Regions from separate parts of the Homo sapiens genome. Here region 2 is linked to region 1. The links are chromatin contacts, found by Hi-C in ENCODE. All regions are on one chromosome and are shown on one strand. The core of a region is the stretch at or near the end of the contact, and the rest is flanking DNA. Distances in the headings are between cores, read along the strand shown.

Evidence for each region. A loop is a pair of places that touch in the nucleus more often than their neighbours do. Pooled maps may share reads with other maps.
Region 2: a map of CD8-positive, alpha-beta T cell shows a loop between it and region 1 (7-fold over the local background). The contact joins the promoter of DHX37 here to the promoter of RAN in region 1. A Hi-C loop is called at or near these places in 1 of 168 maps with a recorded cell type or tissue (CD8-positive, alpha-beta T cell), 5 of 37 single-sample maps with no recorded cell type and 9 of 50 pooled maps.

The regions. Positions count from the first base shown.
Region 1 is chr12:130,866,883-130,873,650 of GRCh38, reverse strand. It overlaps RAN (RAN, member RAS oncogene family), which reads right to left and starts at 1,585. Exons shown (of 7, transcript NM_006325.5): 1 at 1,525-1,585; 2 at 1,022-1,067; 3 at 731-815; 4 at 523-648. The coding sequence starts at 1,057. It also overlaps the pseudogene RNU6-1077P. RefSeq lists silencers at 1,071-1,280, 1,331-1,470, 1,541-2,000 and enhancers at 1,022-1,783, 2,281-2,360, 1,784-2,545.
Region 2 is chr12:124,987,864-124,995,106 of GRCh38, reverse strand. DHX37 (DEAH-box helicase 37) reads left to right here and starts at 5,976. Exons shown (of 27, transcript NM_032656.4): 1 at 5,976-6,190. The coding sequence starts at 6,085. It overlaps BRI3BP (BRI3 binding protein), which reads right to left and starts at 1,462. Exons shown (of 3, transcript NM_080626.6): 1 at 1,104-1,462. The coding sequence starts at 1,316. RefSeq lists enhancers at 583-672, 2,392-2,892 and silencers at 763-822, 833-1,082, 1,093-1,142, 1,243-1,292, 6,063-6,272 and 1 more.

The DNA of each region.
Region 1 (6,768 bases), core at 336-2,835:
TTTTTGGTACAATGAACATTTTCCTTGCAATTTTTAAATCAAACTATTTGAGAAAAATACTCTGCACAACTTAGTACAAACAATTTAACAAGAAATCAGCTAGTCTTGTATAACACTTGTTAAGATCTCCTATCTCCTCTGGTCTAGTATCTGGTGTTTATTGTTTTCTAATACAGTAAAAACATTCATTGATCACCACACCAAAATACATACATGAACCTAAGTTTCCAAATACTGAAACTGCTGTTAACAGCCTATTATTGTTTTAAATATGACTTATAAGTCCCAGTGTAAGTCATAGTTTTTTCTAAAGCATGCCTAGCATGACACAGCATGCAAATGACACAACTTTAATAAAATTTTCTCTGCCACCAAAATGGTGGTCAACTCCCCGAAGTCCACTTGTCTTTTTTTAACCCAAAAATGACACTATTTGTTGGAACAGACCTGATTTTCTATAACCTTGAAGACTGAAGTACACAAAACCTCTCAAAAACCGTTCAGCAAGTTACAAATGCCTACCTTGGATATAATAGCCATCTCTCAGTCCACCGAATTTCTCCTGGCCGGCTGTGTCCCATACATTGAACTTAATAGGTCCTCTGTTGGTGTGGAACACTAGGGGATGAACCTCAACACCCAAGGTGGCTGAAACGGAAACGATGCGATTGAGTGGATGAACTTACCCATTTCTCACATATTTCCACAAGCAAGGTTTTCCAGCACATACCTACATACTTCTTCTCAAATTCACCAGTCAAATGACGTTTCACGAAGGTCGTTTTTCCAGTACCACCATCACCAACCAATACAAGCTGTTGAAAAACACATTTTGGAAGTAAACCCTAAACACTTCACCTCTCAAGATCCCAGAGTCACGGAACTTTAACCACCACAGGCTCACTTAAAACAAAGAATGTGGATGCGGGGCCCCATTACAGCCATCGTGGCCCCAGGAGGAGGGACCCGCGAGTCGCACGCGGTCGGGCTCGGCCGCCTCCCGCCCCGCAGGGTTACCTACTTTGAACTGGACCTGGGGCTCTCCCTGCGCAGCCATCGCGGCGTTCCTGCGGAGGCAGAGGACGGAGGCGAGCGCTCGCGCGGCCCCGCAGCCCATGGCGGCCCCGCTCCCGCGCCCCCAGCGCCCCACGTGCCCGCCCCACAAAGGCCTCCCGCCCGCGGCGCCATGGCGGCCAGGCCTGGGAGCGGGAAGGCGGCGGGCGGGGCCGGCATCCGGGGCGGCGGGGCCCGGGGAACGGCGGCCGGAGGTGTAGGGATGGGAACGGGACTGGGACCGGGACGGGGATGAGAGCGGAGGATGAAACGGGGGTTCGCGGGGGCTAGCGCCGACCCCACGCCCGTCTCCTGCCCCGGCCCGGCCGGGCCCGCACCACCCACCTACTCAGCCGCCCGCTGCCCCTGGGTCCGCCACCCGCCCCGGCCCTGGCCCCGGCTCCGACCCCTATCCCGCCGCCGCCACCCCTGTCCCCGCCCGGCCGTGCCGGGCCCGCCGGGTCGCGATACCTTCCAGAAGCGTCTCCGCGCCCGTCCGACTGAGGCTGGAAAGATGGCGGAAGCGCAATTCAAACGCCGGAGACGCAGCCGACGCCGGCGCGAGAGCAGGGGCGGGGCCGGCGCGGGGCGGGGTTGCAAGGGGCGGGGCAACGGCGCGGCGCCCGCCCACGTGGCCCGCGCGTGCGCGCACGCACGCAACGCGGTTCGGTCGGCCGCTCGGGCGGTCGCTGCGCTTAGGGTGGGGCGGGAGGCGCGGTGGACCGCGTGGGAGGGCGAGCCGGGAGCGCGTACGCAAGCCGGCCGGTGGGGACCGCGTGCGCCGACGCCCCGGGCGGGCTCCCGGGCGCGCATGCGCTGAAAGCGAGGCGGCGCGCCCCTGAGCGGGAGACGTTGGGCGCGGCCCGACGGTCGCGGCTCTCCTGCCTCCCGGGTGGGAGGCGGTACTCGCTCGGGCAGACGTGGTCAGGCACGCGGCTTCCAGGCGCTGGCCAGCCTGTCCTTGTCTGTGCCCCGTGGGGTGGGGGTTCTTGAGGTCCTGGGGCTTAGGGTGGCTCGCGTGCGCGCAGGACGGGTGGGTGACAGAACGAATGAATGAATGAATGGGGTCTAGGCCCGTCCTCCAGAGGCAGCCCGCTGTTCTGTCTCTCCAGATCGTAGCCTTCACGCCCCCAGGACCAGGGCCAGTTGGAGAGCGAGGAACCAGAGAGGGATGCACCCACCCAGAAAAACGGCTACTTATTTTTTTTAAGAGACGGAGTCTCGCTACGTTGCCCAGGCTGGTCTCGAACTCTCAGGCTCGGGCGATCCTCCCGCCTCAGCCTCCCGAGTAGCTGGGACTACAGGCGCGCACCACATCAGGGGTAATTTTTTAAAAATTTTTTTGAGAGACAGAATCTAACTATGTCTCCCAGGCTGGCCTCAGGGGATCCACCCGCCTCGGCCTCCCAAAGCGTCCGGCTTCTCAAAGCGTTTCATAGGTTGGCAGCTTTGGCCGCTGCATGCTACAGACAAAATGATGAAATACTGTTTGCAGTCTGGACGCGTCTACCAGCCCTAGTTACCAACGGGGACGGAATGAGTAAGTGCTCAGCTTCCCAGCCCCCTGTTGGCCTGAAGCTGTAAGAGCCCAAACAAGCTTGAGCTAGAGGGACCCGACTTCCTGGGCGCCCCTGCCGACATGCAGACAGATAAAGGCCCAAATCAGCGCAGTCAAGCGCCTCAGAAGAGTCCACCATGGGGAGAGAGCCGCAGTGACCGAAGAGTCCTCCCTGCAGTCCTGAGCACACTTGCAGGCGAGTCCGCTAGGAACCCCAGTGACGCAAATTAGGCACAAAGCAGGCGACAACCGGCCTGCTGGGAACGCAAGTCCGAGCTCCCCCAGAACCCTCAGGGGAACCCCAAGCACCTCTCAGACGCTGCTGGCGGGAGAGCAGAATCTAACAGTAAAACGGGAATGCCCATTGCTTGTGACCCCGGATTTCCATTTCTAGGGAGAGGCCCCAGAGTTAAACTCATGCCTCACGCATGTGCACAACATTTAATACTGTATAACATTTAAAAGGAATGACGGTCATCTGTTTCAACAGGGTTAGATAGATGTCAAAAGGATAGTGTTGAGAAAAGAAGAAAGAGGTGATAACAGCTTTATAAAGTCTAGGCCACCTGTAATCCCAGCACTTTGGGAGTCCGAGGTAGGAGGATCCCTTAAACCCAGGAGTTACAGGCTGCAATGGGCAATGATCTCACCATTGCACTCCAGCCTGGGAGACAGAGCAAGACCCTGTTTTCAAAAATTAATACATAAAACCTAACACTATATGTAACTTTATCTAGAGGGATTATATATATAGTATAATGTCATTTATGTATATTTTTTACAAATACACATAAAACAAAAGCATATTGGCTATTGGATATATGTATTTTGTTGTTTTTTTTAATTGACTGCAAGGATCTATATACCATATCCTGATGGTTATTGCTTCAAGAAAGGGTAGAAAGGAGTGTGATGGAACTGAGAAGAGGAGTCAAAGAAGACTTTAACTTTACCTGCAATGTTCTATTTCCTTTTTTTTTTTTTTTTGAGACAGCCTCACTCTCGCTCAGGCTGGAGTGCAGTGGTGCGATCTCGGCTCATTGCAACTTCCGCCTCCCAGGTTCAAGTGATTCTCCTGCCTCAGCCTCCTGAGTAGCTGGGATTACAGGCATGCGCCACAACACCCAGCTATTTTTTTTATTTTTATCTTATTTTTATTTTTAGTAGAAACAGGGTTTCATTATATTGGAATAGGTAATCGAGTGGTCACTTTGGCAGCACGTATACCAAAATTGGAATGATACGGAGAAGATTAGCATGGCCCCTGCGCAAGGATGACAATTTTTTTTCTTCTTCTTTTTTTTTTTTTTTTTTTTTTGAGACAGATTCTCGCTCTTGTCACCCAGGAACTGCGGAGAGAGGTCATAGAAGAGTTTAACCTTACCTGCAATGTTCCATTTCTTTTTTAAAAAATGGTAATCAGGGCCGGGCACGGTGGCTCACGCCTGTAATCCCAGCACTTTGGGAGGCCAAGGCGGGCAGATCACGAGGTCAGGAGATCGAGACCATCCTGGCTAAACCGGTGAAACCCCGTCTCTACTAAAAATACAAAAAATTAGCTGGGCGTGGTGGCGGGTGCCTGTAGTCCCAGCTACTCGGGAGGCTGAGGCAGGAGAATGGCGTGAACCCGGGAGGTGGAGCTTACAGTGAGCAGAGATCGCACCACTGCACTCCAGCGTGGGCGACAGAGCAAAACTCCATCTAATCAGGCTGGGTGCAGTGACTCACGCCTGTAATCCGAGCACTTTGGGAGGCCAAGGCAGATGGATCACTTGAGCTCAGGAGTTTAGGACCAGCCTGGGCAACATGGTGAAACCCATGTCTCTAAAAAAAAAACAAGAAAGAAAATTAATTTTAAAAATGGTAATCAAAGCAAGGTGACAATATATTAACCATTTGTATAATTCTGGGTGATGAGAACATCAGTGTTTATACCTTTTGGCGTTTTTTCCCCTACAAGAATCCAGTCGAGGATTGCATGTTACGCTTTTAACTTGTTTCTCAGGCCTCCTTAGTCTCTAGTTTTTTTTTTAGAGACAGGGTCTCTGTCACACAGGCTGGAGCATAGTGGCTTACTGCAGCCTGGAACTCCTGGGCTCAAGTGATCCTCCCACCTCAGCCTGCTTAGTAGCTGGGACTACAGGCATGTGCCACCAGGCCCAGCTAATTTTTTATTTATTTTATTGTAGCAATGGGGTCTCACTATGTTGCCCCAGCTGATCTCACCTATATACCTATATGTGATTTTATAAAGACGTAATTAGGTGTGTGTGTATATATATGACTTTTTTTCTCTGAAATGTTTGAGGTAAGTGGCAAACAGGATGCCCTTTGATGTGCAGTTCTTAAAACCAAGGACATTCTGTTACATAACCACTGTACACTTATCAAAATCAGGCAGTTAACATTGCTCTAATTTGATTATCTAATCTCGACCCTTAACTGTCAGATGTCTCACTAACACCATTTGCCTGGTTTAGGATCCAGTCCGGGATTGCATGGAACGTTTGCTTGTCAGCCTCCTTAGTCTATTTCCATCTACAAGTCCTTCAGCCTTTCTTTATCTTTCATGACCTTGACACTTTTTGCAGAGTTTTTTTTTGGTTTTTTTGAGACAGAATCTCTCTCTGTTGCCAGGCTGGAGTGCACTGGCATGATCTTGGCTCACTGCAATCTCCACCTCCCGAGTTCTGGCATTCTCCTGCTTCAGCCTCCTGAGTAGCTGGGACTACAGGCGCACGCCACCATACCCACCTAATTTTTGAATTTTTAGTAGAGGCGGGGTTTCACGATGTACCATGTTGGTCAGGATGGTCTCGGTCTCTTGACCTCGTGATCTGCCTGCCTCGGCCTCCCAAAGCGCTGGGATTATAGGCATGAGCCACCGCGCCCGGCTGAGTATTTTTTTTCCCCCAAGACAGAGTCTTGCTCTGTCGCCCAGGTTGGAGTGCAGTGGTGCGATCTCAGCTCACTGCAACCTCTGCCTCCCGGGTTCAAGTGATTCTCCTGCTTCAGCCTCCTGTGTAGCTGGGATTACAGGTGCCTGCTACCACACCTGGCTAATTTTTGTATTTTTTGTAGAGATGGGTTTTCACCATGTTAGCCAGGCTGGTCTCAAACTCCTGACCTCAGGGGATCCACCCACCTGGGCCCCCTAAAGTGCTGGGATTACAGGCGTGAGCCACCACGCCTGGCCTTGCAGAGTATTTTAGAGGCCAGGTATTTTGTAGACTGTCCTTTCATTTGGATTTCTCTGATACTAGCTCATGATTAGATACAGGTTATGCAGTTTGGGTAGGAAAACCACAAAAGTGATGTTGTGTCCTTCTTAGTGTCTCAGATCAGGAGGCACAGGGTGGATTTTGTTTTGTAGTGACAGGGTATTTCTCTGTCACCAGGGTTGGAGTGCAGTGGCGAGATCATGACTCACTGCAACCTTGAGCTCCTGGGGTCAAATGATCCACTCACCTCAGCCCCCCGAGTAGCTGGGAATACAGGCAGGCACCACCACACCCAGCAATTTATTTTCTTTTTTGTAGAGATGGGGTCTTGCTACATTGCCCAGGCTTATCTCAAACTTCTGGCCACAAACAATTTTCCTGCCTTAACTTCTCAAAGTATTGAGATAACAGGCATGAGCCACTGCATGTGACCCAGAGTGATCTTTTAAAACCATATCAGAGGCAGGGTGTGGTGGCTCACACCTGTAATCCCAGCACTTTGGGAGGCCGAGGTTGGCGGATCATGAGGTCAGGAGATCAAGACCATCCTGGCTAACATGGTGAAACCCCGTCTCTACTAAAAATACAAAAAATTAGCCGGGCATGGTGGTGGGTGACTGTAGTCCCAGTTACTCGGGAGGCTGAGGCAGGAGAATGGCGTGAACCCGGGAGGCGAAGCTTGCAGTGAGCCGAGATTGCGCCACTACACTCCAGCCTGGGTGACAGAGCGAGACTCTGTCAAAAAAAAAAAAAATCAGATCATCCTCCTCCACTGGTAAAACCTGCAGTAGTTTTCTATCTGTCTCACTTAGATCCATGAAATCTGTAGCCAGGGAGGTACTATGGGCTCTAGCTCATGCCTACCTCTCCCACCTCGTCTCCTGCCTCTCTCCCTGTAACCTCACAAGACTTTCTGTATCTTACCCCAGCCAAATT
Region 2 (7,243 bases), core at 4,727-7,226, 5.9 Mb after region 1:
CATGCAGTCAATCTGATTTCGGCCTTCATATTCCCTTCTATTCCCCACTCCCTCTCAATGAGCAGAAAACTTTAACTTTTTAGCCATGATTCTGGGCCAGGAAGGTACCAACTAGTCATAATTACAACCTCGCAATGAAGGGGAATGATTACTATCCCCATTTAACAAATAAAGAAACAAGCTCAAAGAAGTGAAGTCACTTCCCCAAAGTCATCCAACTGGTAGAGCTCCAACTTGAACCCAAACTTCTCTGACTCCAAAACCCCAGGAAGGCTGGCGGCAAGCAAGAGCCCCCTCCTCCCCAGGGAACAGCAAAGGAACCGCAATACCACACACAACTGTCCCCAGTAACTTCCTCCTTCTCAAGAGCTAGTCGGCGGACTTCGGCCCGGAATGGCACCCCTATCGCACCTAGCTCCAGAGAGCAGGAATTGGGGAAAACCCCCTGCGATCCTCCTGGGACTCAACACCCTTCCCAGGAGGCTGCAGGATCCGGGACCTCCCCAAACTAAACAAAAGGCTCCACGCGAAAGGCCCCGCACACAGTAGGTGCTCGGTTTCCCAAAGCCACCGAGCAAATCGCATTGCTCCCTTCTTTTCCTGTAAAGTAAAAACAACTCCAAGTATCTTCAAAGCAGGAGGAGGAGTGGGGCAGAAGGTCCCAGGGGAAGTGGGTCGGGATGCGAGGCTAGGACAAACCCGGGGTAGCTGGGGAGGGCGCAGCCGCGTGGGGACCGAGAGCGCCAGTGTGCTGCCTGGCTCACAGTAGGAGCCATTCAAACGCGGTGAATGAATGAATGAGACGCGCGGCAGGCGTCAGCGCAGCCGGGAGAGACTCTGGCTGCGCCGACCGCGGAGGCAAGGTCCAAGGAGAAGCGCGGCGCAGAGGAGAGGGCGCCCCGAGGCCCGGCCGCCCAGACCCGCACTGGTCAGGCCCGGCGGGGGCCGCAGGCGGCAGGCCCCGAGGCGCAGGCCGGACCCCCTCTTCCCGCGCGCTGGCCGGGCGGGCAGCCCCGGAGGCCGCGCTCCTCCCAGGTCGGCCCCGGTAGCCAGGTGCGTGGCGACCGGGGCAAGGTGACCGCGGGCGCGGGCCCGGCGCCCACCTTCTGAGCGGCGCGCACGTTGTCCTCGCCGAACAGGCTGCTGACGCTCTGGGAGAAGGTGTTGACCGTGCGGCGGTAGCTGTTCTTCTCCGCGCCGCCGCGGCCCCGCGCCCCCTGCGCGCCCGGGGCCAGCAGCCCGAGCAGCAGCAGCAGCAGCAGCAGCAGCAGGAGCCCGGCCCGGGCCAGGGGCCCGCCTGAGGCGCGCGCGCCCATGCTCGGCCGGCGGGGCGCGGGGTCGCGATGCGGGGTGAGGGCCGTGCGCTGGGCCGCAGCGGGCTCCGGCTAGGGCAAGGTTGGCGCGCTCGGGGGCCGCGCGCCGCGCCTTTACCCACAGCCGCCGCCGCCGCTGCTGCGCCACCTGCCCCGCCCCGCGCGCAAAGGCGCACGGCCCAGCCCACGCCGCGCCCCGCCCCCGGCGCGGGACCAACGCGACCCGGCCCCGGGGCCCCGCGCCCGCCTCCCGGAAGCCTGCCCCGACCCGGTGCGGCTTCTCATCATTTAAAAAAAAATTCTCTTTTTTAACTTATCCGTGGAAAAGCAACCCGTGCCTGTAAAACTTGCAACAGCTTCAACCAGGAAAGTGACTGCAACTGATTGAAAAACATGAAATAGACATATATGTAATCTCCCTGAATGTATTATAATGGTACCCCAAAATTCGCCCTCGTGGGCATCAGCTCATTCATCCTGAAAATTTTAAATAACAAGAAAGCATCAGGCATCCTCCTGCCCTTCCTGAATGAACTGTATTTCAGAGCCCCAAAATAGTTGGGGAGGGACTTTCTTTTACAAAGTCCAGCTAATACATGAGGATGAATGAGAGAATCCGAAAATTATTTGGCACCCCTCAATAGAATGATGGATTCACGCGATGATCATCAGAAATGGGTACAACCAAGAGGGGAGGGTTTGGCGGGGAACTTGAAAATGGAGGGGCTAAGCCGCGAAGTCCCGGTCCCGCCAATCGATCTTAGTGCCAGGAAGTACCAGCGCCACCTGCGATGGATTCTTGCCAAGACAAGTTGAGCATGAACCTGATGGGGCCTCTAGATCAAACCTACAGTTTACAGGAAATATGGCAGATAAGGAAAACTTAGAAGCAGCAGAAGCAACCAACCAACTCCAGCATGTGGGGCATTCTACCAAACAAACGACCCAGTTTGTTCAATAAATAATTGGTATAAAAGGTGAGCGAAGAGGAGGATAATTGGTTTTAAAGACTTAAGAGCCATAATAACCCATGCAATGCAAGGACCCTGTTTGCATCCTAAATCAAACAAATCAAGTCTAACCAACATTTTTTTTAGACAACCAAGAAAATAAAACTCAATTTTTGCCAATCCAAAGAATACAAAATGCTCTTATTTTTGAATTTACATTTTCTGGATTCCTAGTAAGATTTTCATAGATTTATTGGCCATTTGAATTACTTCTCTGTGAATTACCTATTCATATCCTTTGCACATTTTTTCCTGTATTGTTTATCTTTTTAAAAACTTTTTTGTAGGTCGGGTGCGGTGGTTAACGCCTGTGATTCCAGCACTTTGGGAGGCTGAGGCGGGTGACCTGAGGTCGGGAGTTCGAGACCAGCTTGACCAACATGGAGAAATCCCTCCGTCTCTACTAAAAATACAAAATGAGGCCAGGCGCCGTGGCTCACGCCTGTAATCCCAGCACTTTGGGAGGCCGAGGCGGGCGGATCACAAGGTCAGCAATTTGGGAGGCCGAGGCGGGCGGATCACGAGGTCAGGAGATCGAGACCATCCTGGCTAACACAGTGAAACCCCGTCTCTACTAAAAATACAATAGCCGGGCGTGGCGGCGGGCGCCGTAGTCCCAGCTACTCAGAGCCTGAGGCAGAAGAATGGCGTGAACCCGGGAGGCGGAAGTTGCAGTGAGCCGAGATCGTGCCACTGCACTCCAGCCTGGGCGACAGAGCGAGACTCCGTCTCAAAAAAAAAAAAAAAAAAAAAAAAAAATCCAAAATGAGCCAGTTATGGTGGTGCCTGCTTGTGATCCCAGCTACTCGGGAGGCTGAGGCAGGACAACCGCCTAAACCTGGGAGGCGGAGGTTGCAGTGAGCCGAGACTAAGCCACTGCACTCCAGCCTGGGCAACAAGAGTGAAACTCCGTCCCAAAAACAAAACAAAACAAAACAAAAACCTTTTTTTACGCCAGGTGTAGTGGCACAAGCTTGTTTTGGGAGGCCAAGGCAGGAGGATTGCTTGAACACAGGAGTTCGAGGCCAGCCTGGCCAACATAGTGAAACCTATCTCTATAAAAAATGATAATAATAATAATAATAATAAACTTTTTAATTAAGGTATAACATACAGAAAAATACACAATCATATAAATTTTTATGAATTTTCACAAACTGAATACCCAAGGTAACCAGCACCCAAATCAAGAAACGAAACATTACCAGTTCCCCCACGAAGCCTCCCTTTGTCCCCTCCCATTCACTATGTTCCTCTTAAAATTTAGGGGATTCATTTGCCTGTGTTTGAAGTTTATGTAAATGAACCACACAGTACTCTGGGGGTTGGCTTCTTTTGTTCAACTTTTTTTTTTATTTATTTTTTATTTTTTGAGACGGAGTCTTGCTCTGTTGCCCAGGCTGGAGTGCAGTGGCATGATCTCGGCTCACTGCAACCTCCGCCTCCGGGGTTCAAGCGATTCTCCTGCCTCAGCCTTCCGTGTAGCTGGGACTATAGGCACGCGCCACCACACCCGGCTAATGTTTGTATTTTTAGTGGAGACAGGTTTCGCCATGTTGGCCAGGCTGGTCTCAAACTCCTGACCTCAGGTGATCCGCCTGCCTTGGCCTCCCAAAGTGCTGGAATTACAGGCGTGAGCCACCACGCCCAGCTTTTGTTCAACTTTATATTTGTGAGATCCATCCATGCTGTTATGTATCTGCCTTCTTCTTGCTGTCTAGAATGGTCTATACCTTCTGGAAGGTAATTCACTGATATATTATATTTTAGAAGGAAATATAGGCAAGTGTACTACTACCTACTTAACATTTTTTAAACGTTTCTTAAACTTTTAATTTATTTAAATAAACATATTTAAAGAAGAAACTTTAGATCACTATCATCCTGAGCAACAAAATCCATAAAAACACAGATTTGAGCCTGGGTGCAGTGGCTCAGGCCCGTAATCTCATCATTTTGAGAGGCCAAGGTGGGCCGATCACTTGATGTCAGGAGTTTGAGACCATCCTGGCCAACATGGTGAGACCCCATCTCTACTAAAAATACAAAAATTAGATGGGCATCTTGGTGGGTGCCTGTAATCCCAGCTACTTGGAAGGCTGAGACAGGAGAATCGCTTGAACCCGAGAGGTGGAGGTTGCAGTGAGCCGAGACTGCTCCACTACACTCCAGCCTGGGCGTCAGAGGGAGAGTTCTGTCTCAAAAAAACAAAAACAAGCAAACAAACAAAAAACCCCATAGATTTGATACGCTAATTATGATTTTTTTAAACGTCATTCATTAAGGCCTTCACAGTGGCTTATGCCTGTAATTCCGGCACTTTGGGAGGCCGAGACAAACGGATCCCTTGAGCCCAGAATTTTGAGACCAGTCTAAGCAACATAGGGAGACACCATCTCTACAAAAAAATAGAAAAATTAGCCCGTCGTGGTGGTGTGTGCCTGTAGTCATAACTACTCAGGAGGCTGAGGTGGGAGGACAGGTCAAGGCTGCAGCGAGTGGTGATTGCACCACTGCACTCTGGCCTGGCCCACAGGGCGAGATCTCATCTCTTAAAAAAAAAAAAAAAAAAGTCGGGCGCGGTGGCTCATGCCTGTAATCCCAGCACTTTGGGAGGCCCAGGCAGGCAGATCACGAGGTCAGGAGTTTGAGACCAGCCTGGCCAACATGGTGAAACTCCGTCTCTACTAAAATACAAAAACTAGCTGGGGGTGGTGGCGGGCACCTGTAGTCCCAGCTACTCGGAAGGCTGAGGCAGGAGAATCGTTTAAACCCGGGAGGCAGAGGTTGCAGTGAGCCGAGATTGCTCCACTACACTCCAGCCTGGGCAACAAAGCCAGACCTTGTCTCAATAATAATAATAATGCATTGTTTCCCAGTGTGTTACAATGTGATGCGGTAATGGGAATTTAAAGTTATGTAATAGACAACTTTATTTTTTTTTTTTTGAGACAGAGTCTAGCTCTGTTGCCCAGGCTGAAGTGCAGTGGTGCAGTCTCGGCTCACTGCAACGTCCACCTCCCGGGTTCAATCAATTCTCTGCCTCAGCCTCCCAAGTAGCTGGGATTACAGACGCCTGCCACCAGGCCTAGCTAAATTTTTTTTGTATTTTTGGTAGAGACGGGGGTTTCACCATCTTGGCCAGGCTGGTCTTGAAATCCTGACCTCGTGATCCGCCCGCCTCGGCCTCCAAAAGTGCTGGGATTACAGGCGTGAGCCACCGCGCCCGTAGAGGCCTCCTTTTAGATCTTCCATCTATCCCTGTGATGGAAATATTTGGTGCCTTTTTAAAAGTACACGACTAATACGTTTCTTGTAGGAATATCAGAAAATACAGATGCGCAAACCAGGGTTGGGGGGAAGAAGTTTGGAGTACTGGGGGCGGGGTATATTTTAAAAGGTGGCAAAACACTTCCACTCCCAAGAAGCCAAATTAGTATCAGTAGATATAATTCATATTTAAACCCAGACTACCCCAAGCGAGAACAGCCCAGGACTTAAACTCCGGCCTCCGCTGGGACCTCAGGCCCCGCCTACTTCTCTAAATAGTCCCGCCCCCTGCCCGGCCCGGCTCCGCCTCTCCTCTTCGCTGGGTTTCTCTTGCAACCCCGCCCCTCAGCGGCAAAGTCAGTTACAGTTCTCGCGATAACACAACCCGGAAGTCTCACGGCCGGAGTTGGTGGTCTGGGAACCCACGTGGGCTGGGTTTCGGATTGCTCTGCTGGTCCGGCCGCTGGAGCGCCCACCCTGGCCTAGTCGCCATGGGGAAGCTGCGCCGGCGCTACAACATCAAGGGGCGCCAGCAGGCGGGCCCCGGACCCTCGAAGGGCCCCCCCGAGCCGCCCCCCGTGCAGCTGGAACTGGAGGGTAAGACATCCCCGGACCGGGGCTGGATTTCGGAGATTTCCCAGGGCGGCCTGTGCCCTGCCTTCAGGACTCTCGGGTGGGGATCCCAGAGGGGTGGGATGGATCATCTGGAATGGGGGAATGGGTCCCCCCATTCCAGATGATCCAAAGGAGAGGGGCTTAGTGACAGCCTAGTTTTAACAGTGTATATGGAATACCCGGGATTTCTCTCGCCCTCAAATAGTAACATGGAGAATTTGGCAAAAAAAACAGGAGTAGTTCCATCCCTTCCCATGACTTCGATTATAATCTCTTTATAATCTCCAGCGACCCCCAAATGTGTATTTTCAGCCCAGTCTTGTCTGCTCAGCTCCAGGCTGGCTGACATTTCTCTCAGACCCCTTTTTAGGAGTAGCCCTTATTACATGCCAGGCACTATTCTAGGCACTGGAGACATAGCAGAAAGGGAGATTTTTAGAAAATCCCTGAGTTTACCTGCTGTATAGGAGGAGACAGGCAAAGAATAAACATATAGAAATTTATGCGGCTATAGTGAGCAGATAAAACAGAAGAGGCCATTGGGTGGGTTGCAGCATCCCATAGAGTTGCTGGAGAAGACATCACTCTGTTAGAGTCAAGATCTGAAGGAGACCTGAGTGGCTGCCTGGAGATGAGAGAAAAAACAGGGGGCCAGGGCAGGTCGGGCCTGGACTGCAGTCTTGGCGAGGACTGGGGCTTTTTCTCTACGGGAGAGGGCAGCCATGGGAGCATTTAGAGCAGAGGAGGCGTGGTGGTGGGCACCTGTAGTCCCAGCTACTTGGGAGGCTGAGGCAGGAGAATGGCTTGAACCCAGGATACGGAGGTTGCAGTGAGCCAAGATCGCACCACTGTACTCTAGCCTGGGTGAGAGAGCGAGACTCCATCTCAAAAAAAAAAAAAAAAAAAAAAAAGTTCCACAGACAGGCTGGGAGTTGAGGCAGATCCCCTAACATCTCTGTGCCTTCGTTTTCACATCTGCAGAATGGGACCAGTAGCACACGTTGAGCAGCCTTAATCCAAAATACTCCAAAATTC